Linked DNA regions of Homo sapiens: region 1 is linked to region 2. A link is an interaction called in ENCODE POLR2A ChIA-PET data of the cell type or tissue named here. Cell type or tissue: PC-9. All regions are shown on one strand.

Region 1 (5,000 bases), 150 kb before region 2:
AAGCATAAAATCTGAAGGAAACCTGGAGGTCACAGAGAGGTGGCGTCGGCTGGGTCCGTGCCAGAGCGGCCTTCTGGGAAGCCTGGGGAGGCACAGGCCATGCTGTGGGAGGCGAGGCCAGGGCCAGAGTATCGGGTTTGCTGTCACCTCCCCACACTGCAGGGGCGTCAAATAAAGGGGTGCAAGCCCGTGTGGTCACCGCAGGTAAAAATCGCTCCCTCCCTGTCCCTGGCACGGGCAGTCCTCAGCACATAGGCACCCGCGTCCGGGACGCAAGCCCAGGCCCCTTCCCCTTCCCCAGGCCCTGGCTGAGCTTCCATGGTCACCTCCCCTCCCCTCGGAGGATCCCTGGTTCAGGCCGAGAACTCTTCTGGCCGCTGACTCCCCAGGGCAGCACTGGGCTCTGCGCGGCTGGGGGCGGGTCTCTCTGCCTCGTTCGGTTTCTGATTCCATCTGCCTGACCTTCCCGGAAATGCCTCCATCCCCAGCCCACCCCATCCCTGCCGTTTTCAGCCTGGGCTGCTGTGTATTTGTTTTTGTCTTGTTCCCGAGTCCTTCCCTGGCACGTGGGTCTTCCTTTCCTAACTAATCATAAACGATTTCCATCTCTGTGACTGCCGGACCATCTGAGGCTCCCCCAGGAGAGACCTGCAGGGGCAGGAACACCTGGCCGCGGTCAACTCTGCACAGCCTGAAGTTACATAGTTTTGGCGACTTCCTTAAGAAAAGTCATATGACATTATGAACACAGTGTTAGGCCTAAAACTGAACATACTTACGGTGAAAGACCCAGCACACCATGAGTGTAGGAAGCTCACATAGGCAGCATCACACACAGAATCGGAGGCTCACACAGGCGGCGTCACACACAGAATCGGAGGCTCACACAGGCGGCGTCACACACAGAATCAGAGGCTCACACAGGCGGCGTCACACACAGAATCGGAGGCTCACACAGGCGGCGTCACACACAGAATCGGAGGCTCACACAGGCGGCGTCACACACAGAATCGGAGGCTCACACAGGCGGCGTCACACACAGAATCGGAGGCTCACACAGGCGGCGTCACACACAGAATCGCACAGCACGTTTTTTACCCTAAAGTTCCTGACTGCACAGCCTTGGATCACGTTTACAAAACGGCAATTTGGTAACGTTTTCTATGGGAGAATGGAAAATCAACTTAGTCTTCCCACGGATGGGGCTGAGCGATGTTTTCTGTGGATACAAGTTGCTCAGGTGTGAACCTCCCTGGGCGTGTGTGGGCGACAGACACAGCCTCCATCACGCGATTCCCATAAGAAGTCAAAACAAACCTCCATCCTGATTAGAAGCTGCTGAGAACTGAATTTTCCACGCATACCTCTACCTGTCTGAAGCCGTCCCACACCCCAGTGTCTAGATCCGGAATCTTCAAACAGGATTGCCCAATGCCAGCAGGACACGTCGGAGACACCATCAGGCTCCTACCTTCATGTTGATGTCAGATGGGTGAGCCCAGCACGGGGGCCATCCCTATGTGGGTGAGCTGAGGTTTGCAGGCTGTCCCCACAGAGGTGAGCCAGGGCTCGGGGGCCGACCCCACGGGGGTGAGCCAGGGAGTGGGGGCCGACCCCATGGGGGTGAGCCAGGGAGTGGGGACCGACCCCACGGGGGCGAGCCAGGGCTCGGGGGCCGTCCTCACGGGGGTGACCCAGGGAATGGGGGCCGTCCCCATGGAAGTGAGCCATGGCGCGGGGCCCATTCCCACGGGGGTGAGCCCAGCAACACCAGGGAAAAGCTTCCTCAACTCACCTTCCCCACAGGTAGCTCCCGGCTGCTTGGCGCTCCTCCTCCCGCAGAGATACCGGAAGCACACGGGGGCCGTGCCGAGTAGGGACAGGTCTTGACCCAGTACAGTGAAAAGATCTTATTTTCCCAAACTTCACAGAAACATCAACCGTGTGTTTGTCAGAGTCAGTTGGCGGCAGACGCCACACCAACATGGGGACAGGGGCGTCTACGGTGAGGGGTTGTGCGCTGGTTCCAGGAGGAGCAAAGTGAGCCCAGCAGGCAGCCCCCAGGGTGGATGCAGAAGGGGTTCCCTGCCTGGCGCTCGGGAGACGGTGGGGCCACAGCCACTGATTTGGAGAAGCTCTCTGGGTTGAGGCCGGGGGCCCACAGCGGGGCCAGCAGCACTGTGCGCTAGAGGGAAGCACCTCTGGGTCTACGCGGCCAGGGGAGCCACTGAACCGGGAAGCCCCCGCTGCACCCACCCATGGCAGAGGGGCTGCCGGTGGGCAGTTCCAGAACCATCTATCAGTGTGAGGCTGCCGGCCCCAGGATACCGATGATCCCCCCATCTGTCCAAACCCCTCGAATCCTGTTTGTTGTCATGTTGGGTCAACTTCACTATGAATTTGGAAGTCTAAGAAAATTACAAAACGAAACAACATCGTGAAAGGGCGTCAGACGCCACCGCTTCTGAGTGCGCCTGTCCGTTCCTTCCACATGGGCGCCCTCTCCCGGCCTCTGCCTGGCTGTTCCTTCCGCATGGGCCCCCTCTCCCGGCCGCTGCCTGGCCAGAGTGTGGCCAGGGTCCGCCCCTGCTCCTCAGGGACACAGCCTTGCTGTGGACTGATCGTGTCCTCGCATTCATGGGTTCAGGCCCTGAGCCTCAGCGTGACGGGACTGGAGTGGGGTTCTGGGAGGTGACTGAGGTTTTGATGAGGCCGTGAGGGGCCTTACGAGAAGGGAATTCACGCCCTTGTAATAAGAGGCTCCAGGTGACCATGGTGGTAAACAGTCACGCACTGTGAGAAAAAAGAGACAACAGAGCCGAGCGTGCCAGCTCCCCCTGCCCTGCCATGCCCACCTGCCGGGGGAGGACGCCCTGGGAAGGCAGCTGCCTGCAACCCAGAGGGGGGCCCTCATGGAGCTTGTCCTGCTGGCACCCGGATCTCAATGTCATTATTTTAGCTGCTGGGTGTGTGGTGTTCCGCACGGCAGTCCAAGAAGGCTGAGACGATCCTTGTAGCGAAATCCTGAGAAACCGTTGCTTCCACCCTAACAGTGAGAACAAGCCAGATACGCCGCAACGTGATCGTTGTTATTTTGACCACTCATCCTCAAGTTCTAACAAAATGATAATTTTTAAAAGACAGAACAGAATAGGTAAACATAACCCATCAAACTTGAAAGCATCTGGAAGAAGTGTGGCTCCCAGCACTTCGGGAGGCTGAGGTAGGAGGACTGCTTGAGCCCAGGGGTTTGAGACCACCTTTGGCAACATACCAAGATTCCATCTCTACAAAAAATACAAAACTTAGCTGGGTGTGGTGGTGCATGCTTGTGGTCCCAGCTACTAGGGAGGCTGAGGCAGGAGGATCACTTGAGTCCAGGAGGTCGAGGCTGCAGTGAGCTGTGATTGCATCACTGCCCTCCAGCCTGGGCAACAGAGCAGGAACTTGTCTGAAAAGAAAGGGCCGGGCGTGGTGGCTCATGTCTGTAATCCCAACACTTTGGGAGGCCGAGGTGGGCGGATCACAAGGTCAGGAGATGGAGACCATCCTGGCTAACACAGTGAAACTCCATCTCTACTAAAAATACAAAAACAAAATTAGCTGGGCATGGTGGCGGGCGCCTGTAGTCCCAGCTACTCAGGAGGTTGAGGTGGGAGAATGGTGTGAACCCGGGAGGCAGAGGTTGCAGTGAGCCGAGATCACGCCACTGCACTCCAGCCTGGGCGACAGAAGGAGACTCCATCTCAAAAAAAAAAAAAAAAAAAAAGAACAAGTTGTGTTGGTTTGGTTTTCCGGTTGTTTTTTCTTTTTTCTTTTTCTTTCTTTCTTTCTTTCTTTTTTTTTTTTTTTTGAGACAGAGTCTCGCTCTGTTGCCCAGGCTGGAGTGCAATGGCGCGATCTCGGCTCACTGCAACCTCTGCCTCCTGTGTTCAAGCGATTCTCCTGCCTCAGCCTCCCGAGTAGCTGGGATTACAGGCGCGGGCCACTACGCCCGGCTAATTTTTGCATTTTTTTTCAAGATGAAGCCCCCCCGCACAGTGCTCTAGTCCCCGGAGGGGCCATCAGCTCCAGGGAACGTGTAAAGTGCTTTGTGGCTTTAATAACGCGGTGGGGGAAGGCGGGCGCTTGCTGGTGTGTAATGTCTGCCGGGGGAGATGGAAGTCTGCAATTGCAGGAGGAAACTCGGTCTCCGCACAGCTGCCCAGTGGAGGTTCAGCCGTGAAGGGTCCCGAGAGCCCGCGGTCTGGGCCCAGGTGAGGAAGCGACTGTGAGGGCTGTGGCCACCGTAGGGACGCCAGGAGGCCAGGACCCTCACTCACAGCAGAGGAGGCCAGTCAGCCTGGTCGCTAGGAGGGTTTCTCAGAGCAGGAAGAGCAACAGTGAGGATGCAAACTTGGAAACCTCCTGCATCCTGACTGTGGGTGGAGAGGAGGGGCGCGCGGAGAGGAGCAGGGGCGCGCGGAGAGGAGGGGCGAGCGGAGAGGAGGGGCGCGCGGAGAGGAGGGGCGAGCGGAGAGGAGGGGCGAGCGGAGAGGAGGGGCGCGCGGAGAGGAGCAGGGGCGCGCGGAGAGGAGGGGACGCGCGGAGAGGAGGGGGCGCGCGGAGAGGAGGAGGGGCGCGCGGAGAGGAGGGGGCGCGCGGAGAGGAGGCGGGGCGCGCGGAGAGGAGGGGCGCGCGGAGAGGAGGAGGGGCGCGCGGAGAGGAGGAGGGGCGCGCGGAGAGGAGCAGGGGCGCGCGGAGAGGAGGGGCGCGCGGAGAGGAGGGGCGAGCGGAGAGGAGGAGGGGCGCGCGGAGAGGAGGGGCGCGCGGAGAGGAGGAGGGGCGCGCGGAGAGGAGCAGGGGCGCGCGGAGAGGAGCAGGGGCGCGCGGAGAGGAGGGGCGAGCGGAGAGGAGGGGCGAGCGGAGAGGAGGAGGGGCGCGCGGAGAGGAGGAGGGGCGGGCGGAGAGGAGGGGCGAGCGGAGAGGAGGGGCGAGCGGAGAGGAGGAGGGGCGCGCGG
Region 2 (5,000 bases):
AGCTGACTCTTTGTGACCCCAGGCTGTGTCTCCTGGGCTCTTGGCTGAGGTCAGAGTTAAGGTCCCTCTTCTGCAAGAGGTGGCCTGTGCTTGTGGCCGGGCAGCTTCTCAGCCTGCCTCCTGAGCATAAAGAGGCCTGTTTCCACACCGAGCCGCCTCTCTCTGACGGCACTTCCACAACAGAGCTCTCTGCAGAAACCCTGTGTGTCTCCTGCGGGCGTGACTGAGTTAACCCACACCTGCTCGCTGGGGCAAGCTCTTGTCTCCTTGGGCTGAGACCCAGGAGGCTGCGGAAGGGCGCCCTCGAGGTTCCCAGAGGCCTGACTGTATCGAGTCTAAAAGATAGCTTGTGAATCTTGCAAATCTCAATAAAGCTGCTTCAGCCACGCCTTTGAGGTCTTCACCCTTAGGCCAGAGGCCATTTCTCACTTTGAGAACCTGGTACTGGCTTAAAAGACTGTCCTGGGCCCTCTTGATTCCTCCAGATTCTGCAAACTCAACGGCTCCTCACGTGCCTGCCCCCCACCTCCCCGCCCCCAACTTCAGCCTCTGTCTAGACAGGTCCTCGCAGGGCCACGACCTTCCCCGCAGCCAGAGGTGGTGCCACCCCAGCGCTCCGCCTGCCCTCAGCGGGGGTCTCCTTCCCATCCTCCTCCCCAGCCTTCCCACCATCCCCCGTAGACTCCTGGAGGCCCCCAGGTTCTGCGTGACTCCAAAGGTGACAGCACATATTTGGGGTGCTAATCATGGTGGCACCCCATTTCCTGGCACCCACTTCTCACTCGTAAGATGGCTTCTCAGGATGGTGCCTCCCCAGACGCACGGACTCTGGGCCTGTGTAGCCAGTGGCATGAGCTGGAGGTGGCAGACTGTGACTCTGAGACGGCGTCTTAGTAGCCCTGGAACTCCTGCCTCAGCTTTGTGGGATTTGTCCTAGGGGAGGCCAGCTGCCTGCCAAGAAGCTTGATGACCCTGGCAGCCATGCTGTGAGGGGGTCCAAGCTGAGCGTGGAGAGGCTACTCAGAAAGAGATGCTGGACAGCTCCAGCCTGCATTTGCTGCAACCACACTGGAGACCCTAGGCAGGAAGCACCCAGCGCAGCCCAGTCAACTCCAGAGCCCTGAGCACTCACGGTAGATTGCTATTTAGGCCATCAAGCTCCGGGGAGGCTTATTTATTTATTTATTTATTTATTTTTGAGACGGAGTCTTGCTCTTGTTGCCCAGGCTGGAGTGCAATGGTGCAATCTCGGCTCATGGCAACCTCCACCTCCCGGGGAAGTTTATTACGTAGCAGGAGATAACTAAAAGAAAGTGCATTTTGTTACATTTTGTTGGCTGATGGGTACATTGTCAACAAAGCTGTGCCGGGATTGCAGCAGTTTGAGCAGGGAGGGTGTGGGGTGGGACCTACTGCATAAACAGAGATTTTATTAGTGGATAGTTCTCTGAATATAGCCTTGAAACTGTAACCACCCAACGGGTTCTTCTTGCCTGACAGCCGATTTATCAGGACAGGAGAATTGCAATAGAGTCTAGTGCATCCAGAGCCAGCTAGCAGGAGACTGGAGTTTTATTATTACTCAAATCAGCCTCCCTGAAAATTTGGAAACTGGAGTTTTTTAAAAGATAGTTTGGCAGGCAGGGGGCTAGGGAGTGGGGAGTGCTGGCTGGTTGGTCGGGGATGAAATCACAGGGGCTGAAGCTGTCCTCCTGCACCGAGTCGGTTCCTGTGAGGGCCACAGACCGGAAGAGCTAGTTTACCCGTCTGGGTGGTGCCAGCGGAGCCGTCAGAACGCAGGGTCTGAAGAACCTCTCCAGCATCAATCTTAGGTCCTACGGCGGTGACGTCATCCACAGGAGCGGCTGGGAAGGGTCCTGTGGGCCTACGATGGTGACGTCATCTACAGGCGCGGCTGGGGCGGTATCCTGTGGTCTTACTGTGGTGACGTCATCTACAGGAGCGGCTGGGGCGGTGACTTGTGGTCTTACGGCGGTGACGTCATATACAGGAGCGGCTGGGAAGGGTCCTGTGGTCTTACGATGGTGACGTCATCTACAGGCGCGGCTGGGGCGGTGTCCTGTGGTCTTACGGCGGTGACGTCATATACAGGAGCGGCTGGGGAGGAGTCCTGTGGCGTCTGGCTGCGTGAATCCTGAGCCGGAATTCCTAATCCTGCTGTTATTTGTCGGTTTTACAACGGGACTGGTCCCCCCAAGCGAGGAGGGAATCTGTTTTGGGGAGGGGCTGTTATCCTTTTTGTTCCCAACTTAAACTGTAAACTAAGTTCCTGTCAAAGTTAGTTTGGCCCACGCTCAGGAAGCAGCCGGGCGGGTTGGGGTGGAGGCAGGTGGAGCGGGTCAGGTTGGCCTCTGCCACTGTCGTGATTCCTCACTACTACCGTCTTAGCAAAGGCGGTTTCAGAACAGGGAGGGCTGAGGCCAGGAGCACGCCGGTGGCGGAGCCTCTGCGCCTGCTGTTCATTAGCGGATTTTGGAGGAGCCAGGGGAGTGTAGTCCCTTCAGGAGGCGGCGGAGGGAGGTGGGAGGTGTTTGGGGAGCTGGCAGGTGGGCTGGGGCCGAGCTCACAGCCTTCCTTGCAGGGGGAGTGGGGCCTCGGGATCTGAGAGCTCCTCCCCGCGGCCCTTCCCTCCTTTCTTAAGGGCCTAGAGTGGGTGGAGGGTGGTGCTGGCTGGCAGAGTGGGGGTGGGGGCAGCGAATGAGGGGCAAGTGTTTGCGTCCTCTCAGGCCTGGGGGCTAGTGCCACATGGAAGTGAATGCTCTCTGTCAGCAGGTCGGGGTAACTGGCATAACTGCGTTGTAATTACAGGAAAATTGCTCATTAATAACTGTGTTAGCGAGGCAGGGCGGAGGCAGATGGCCAGGGCAGATGCAGTGGGGCTGGGGGTTTCGGGGGTGGGGGTGCTGGGCTGAGCCTGGAGATGGGGGCGGAGCCCTGGGGTGGAGGAGAAGATGGTGTTTGGCTGGGCCCGGGCCAGGAAGTGGTTTTGCAGAGGTGTTTCTGCTAAAACGTTCTCCGTGCCCGGCAGCCAAGGCTGCAGAGTAGGAACTAGGCCTTCTGCTTCTGCTCGCGCGCAAGGCTGCCACACTGAGAGACCGGCGTTGGGCCTGCACCCGGTTCCCCCTTCTGCAGAGGCTCCGGGCCTGCCTGCTGTGGGGCAGATGGTGATAAAGGAGAAATGAGAGAAGCCTCAGAATACCAAACCGATCCCACTACCAACGCGGGGGACTGGGGTGGGGGCGAGGGAAACGCAGCCTTGGCCGGCGGGGGGTGAAAGTGATGTGGGTTGGAGAGAGAAGAGACCCCTCCCCACCCCACAGCGGTTCAGAGACAAGGCGGGAGGAGTGACGGGGGCTTCTGTATGCCTGCAAAACACCCCCATTTGTGCCCCTTTAAAAGATTCTAGTAAAAATATAAATCACGGAGGACTTCTGTTTCTGGCCAAAATGGAGTGAAAAGGACTGGATTCGCTCTCCCATTTGAAAACACAGAAGAGGTGCTTCCGGACATCGGGCACCAGGTTGGAAAGGACGAGAATCCCTGAGAAAGACACAGACAAGGCGGGGCTCACAGTTTCCTAGCCCCGGCCTCCAGCGTTGCTCCAGGCTGCATTCAGGGCGGGGCCCGGTGGAGCCCAGCAGACCCCCTGGGACAGGGGAGACAGAGGGCTCCGGGAGGCCCAGAGGGTTAAAGTTCCCAGGACAGGGCATGGAGGGGAGCGTTCAGAAGAGCCCCAACCCAGCTTGGGAGGAAGCCGCCGGAGGCCAGGGGCAACACTGTCAGAGAGCGTCCGGCCCTACACCAGCAGCCCACAGTGCCCGTCCCCCAGCCTGGAGGCCTCCCGAGGGTGGCGGTGGCATCTCACAAGGGTCTTGCTCCCCAAAGAGGGATAATTAGTGTGGACAAAATGGGCAGAACATTCGGCCCTGACGGCCACTTTAAAATAAGACCTGAGAGGCCAAACCTTTTCCATGTAACTGAACCGCACGCCAGAAAAAGGTGCAGGAATGTTTCCACATAAACACAAACATCCACACCCAACAAAGGCGATGTTAACAATGTCTGCCATCGATTCAAAGATTACATTCGGGGAAGCAGGAAAACCCACCCGTAAGGGGAGGAAAAATCCACTGCGAAATCCTGGTCAGAACTAACACAAGTGTTAGAATCGCCAGACAGACACTGACAGTCATCCTGACTGCATTCCCTGTGTTGAAAGAGCTAAGTAGAAACATAGACCATTTAAAAATATGCAAACCAAACTTCTAGAAATCAAGGCTACAATGGATGGGGTTCACAGACCACACATGGAGGAAAAGGTGAATGATCTTAAAGACAGAGCCAACGATACAGCACCGTATAAAACAGGAAACATAATAGAGTAAGTTAAAAGAGCATCCTGCGTGAGTTGCAGGTTCCAGGGGCCCGGCACCCCCGTGAGTGTAAGAGTACCCCACGCACAACCGTAATACGTATGGGGGTCCCTGAAGAAGAGCCGACCATGGAGACACTGAAAAGATATGAAAAAATCATGACTCCAAAATTTCCAAATCTGACGCCAACTGTGAACTCACAGATGATAGAAGCTCAACAAGCCTCAAGGACATGAAAGGCGAAGAAATGGGACAGAGGCCCATGGAAGCCAGAGTGCCCGGCCAGCCACAGAAGGTCCCTTTCCAGGTCACCGGAGGAAAACACACGCTCTCATTTCTCCTGAGGAGCAACGCGAGTGAACCCACGCAAGGGCAGCGTCGTAAGAAGAAACCTGTCAGCAAGAACATCTCTCAGAGACAAAGGTGGAACGAGTGTCTCCGGAGGTAATGCCTGAAAGAGCAGTGGTGAGCGGACCCGCTGTGGGGCACGGGCGTGTCCTCCCGGCAGGAGCAGCGCAGATGTGGGACGACAGACGCGGAGCCCCCGGAACAGCCACGGCGTGGTGAATTAGATACCTGAGATTTGACAAATGGATGAAGTATCCG

What was found. Peaks named below come from ENCODE experiments on the same cell type or tissue, not always from the same donor. Only the 100,000 strongest peaks of a DNase experiment are listed, where the experiment ranks them.
Region 1: POLR2A ChIA-PET joins it to region 2 with 20 read pairs; 1 of 35 experiments calls an interaction of 5 or more read pairs at or near these places.

The regions. Positions count from the first base shown.
Region 1 is chr12:132,598,113-132,603,112 of GRCh38, reverse strand. It overlaps LOC105370094 (a long non-coding RNA gene), which reads right to left. Exons shown (of 3, transcript XR_001749425.2): 2 at 1,796-3,046; 3 at 1,325-1,516. Among named protein-coding and RNA genes, the nearest start is that of LRCOL1, 10 kb to the left of the region's middle. RefSeq lists enhancers at 1,112-1,646, 1,647-2,182. In PC-9, CTCF peaks have their summits at 2,507 (motif pointing left) and 2,511 (motif pointing left); a DNase peak (open chromatin) is centred at 2,492; H3K4me3 peaks cover 670 bases; H3K27me3 peaks cover 2,422 bases.
Region 2 is chr12:132,443,166-132,448,165 of GRCh38, reverse strand. LOC112268102 (a long non-coding RNA gene) reads right to left here. Exons shown (of 2, transcript XR_002957440.2): 2 at 1,160-5,000. Among named protein-coding and RNA genes, the nearest start is that of MUC8, 29 kb to the left of the region's middle. RefSeq lists enhancers at 1,411-2,097, 2,098-2,785, 3,473-4,160. In PC-9, no CTCF peak of the experiment used is centred here; a DNase peak (open chromatin) is centred at 1,975; H3K4me3 peaks cover 1,950 bases; H3K27ac peaks cover 1,256 bases; H3K27me3 peaks cover 456 bases.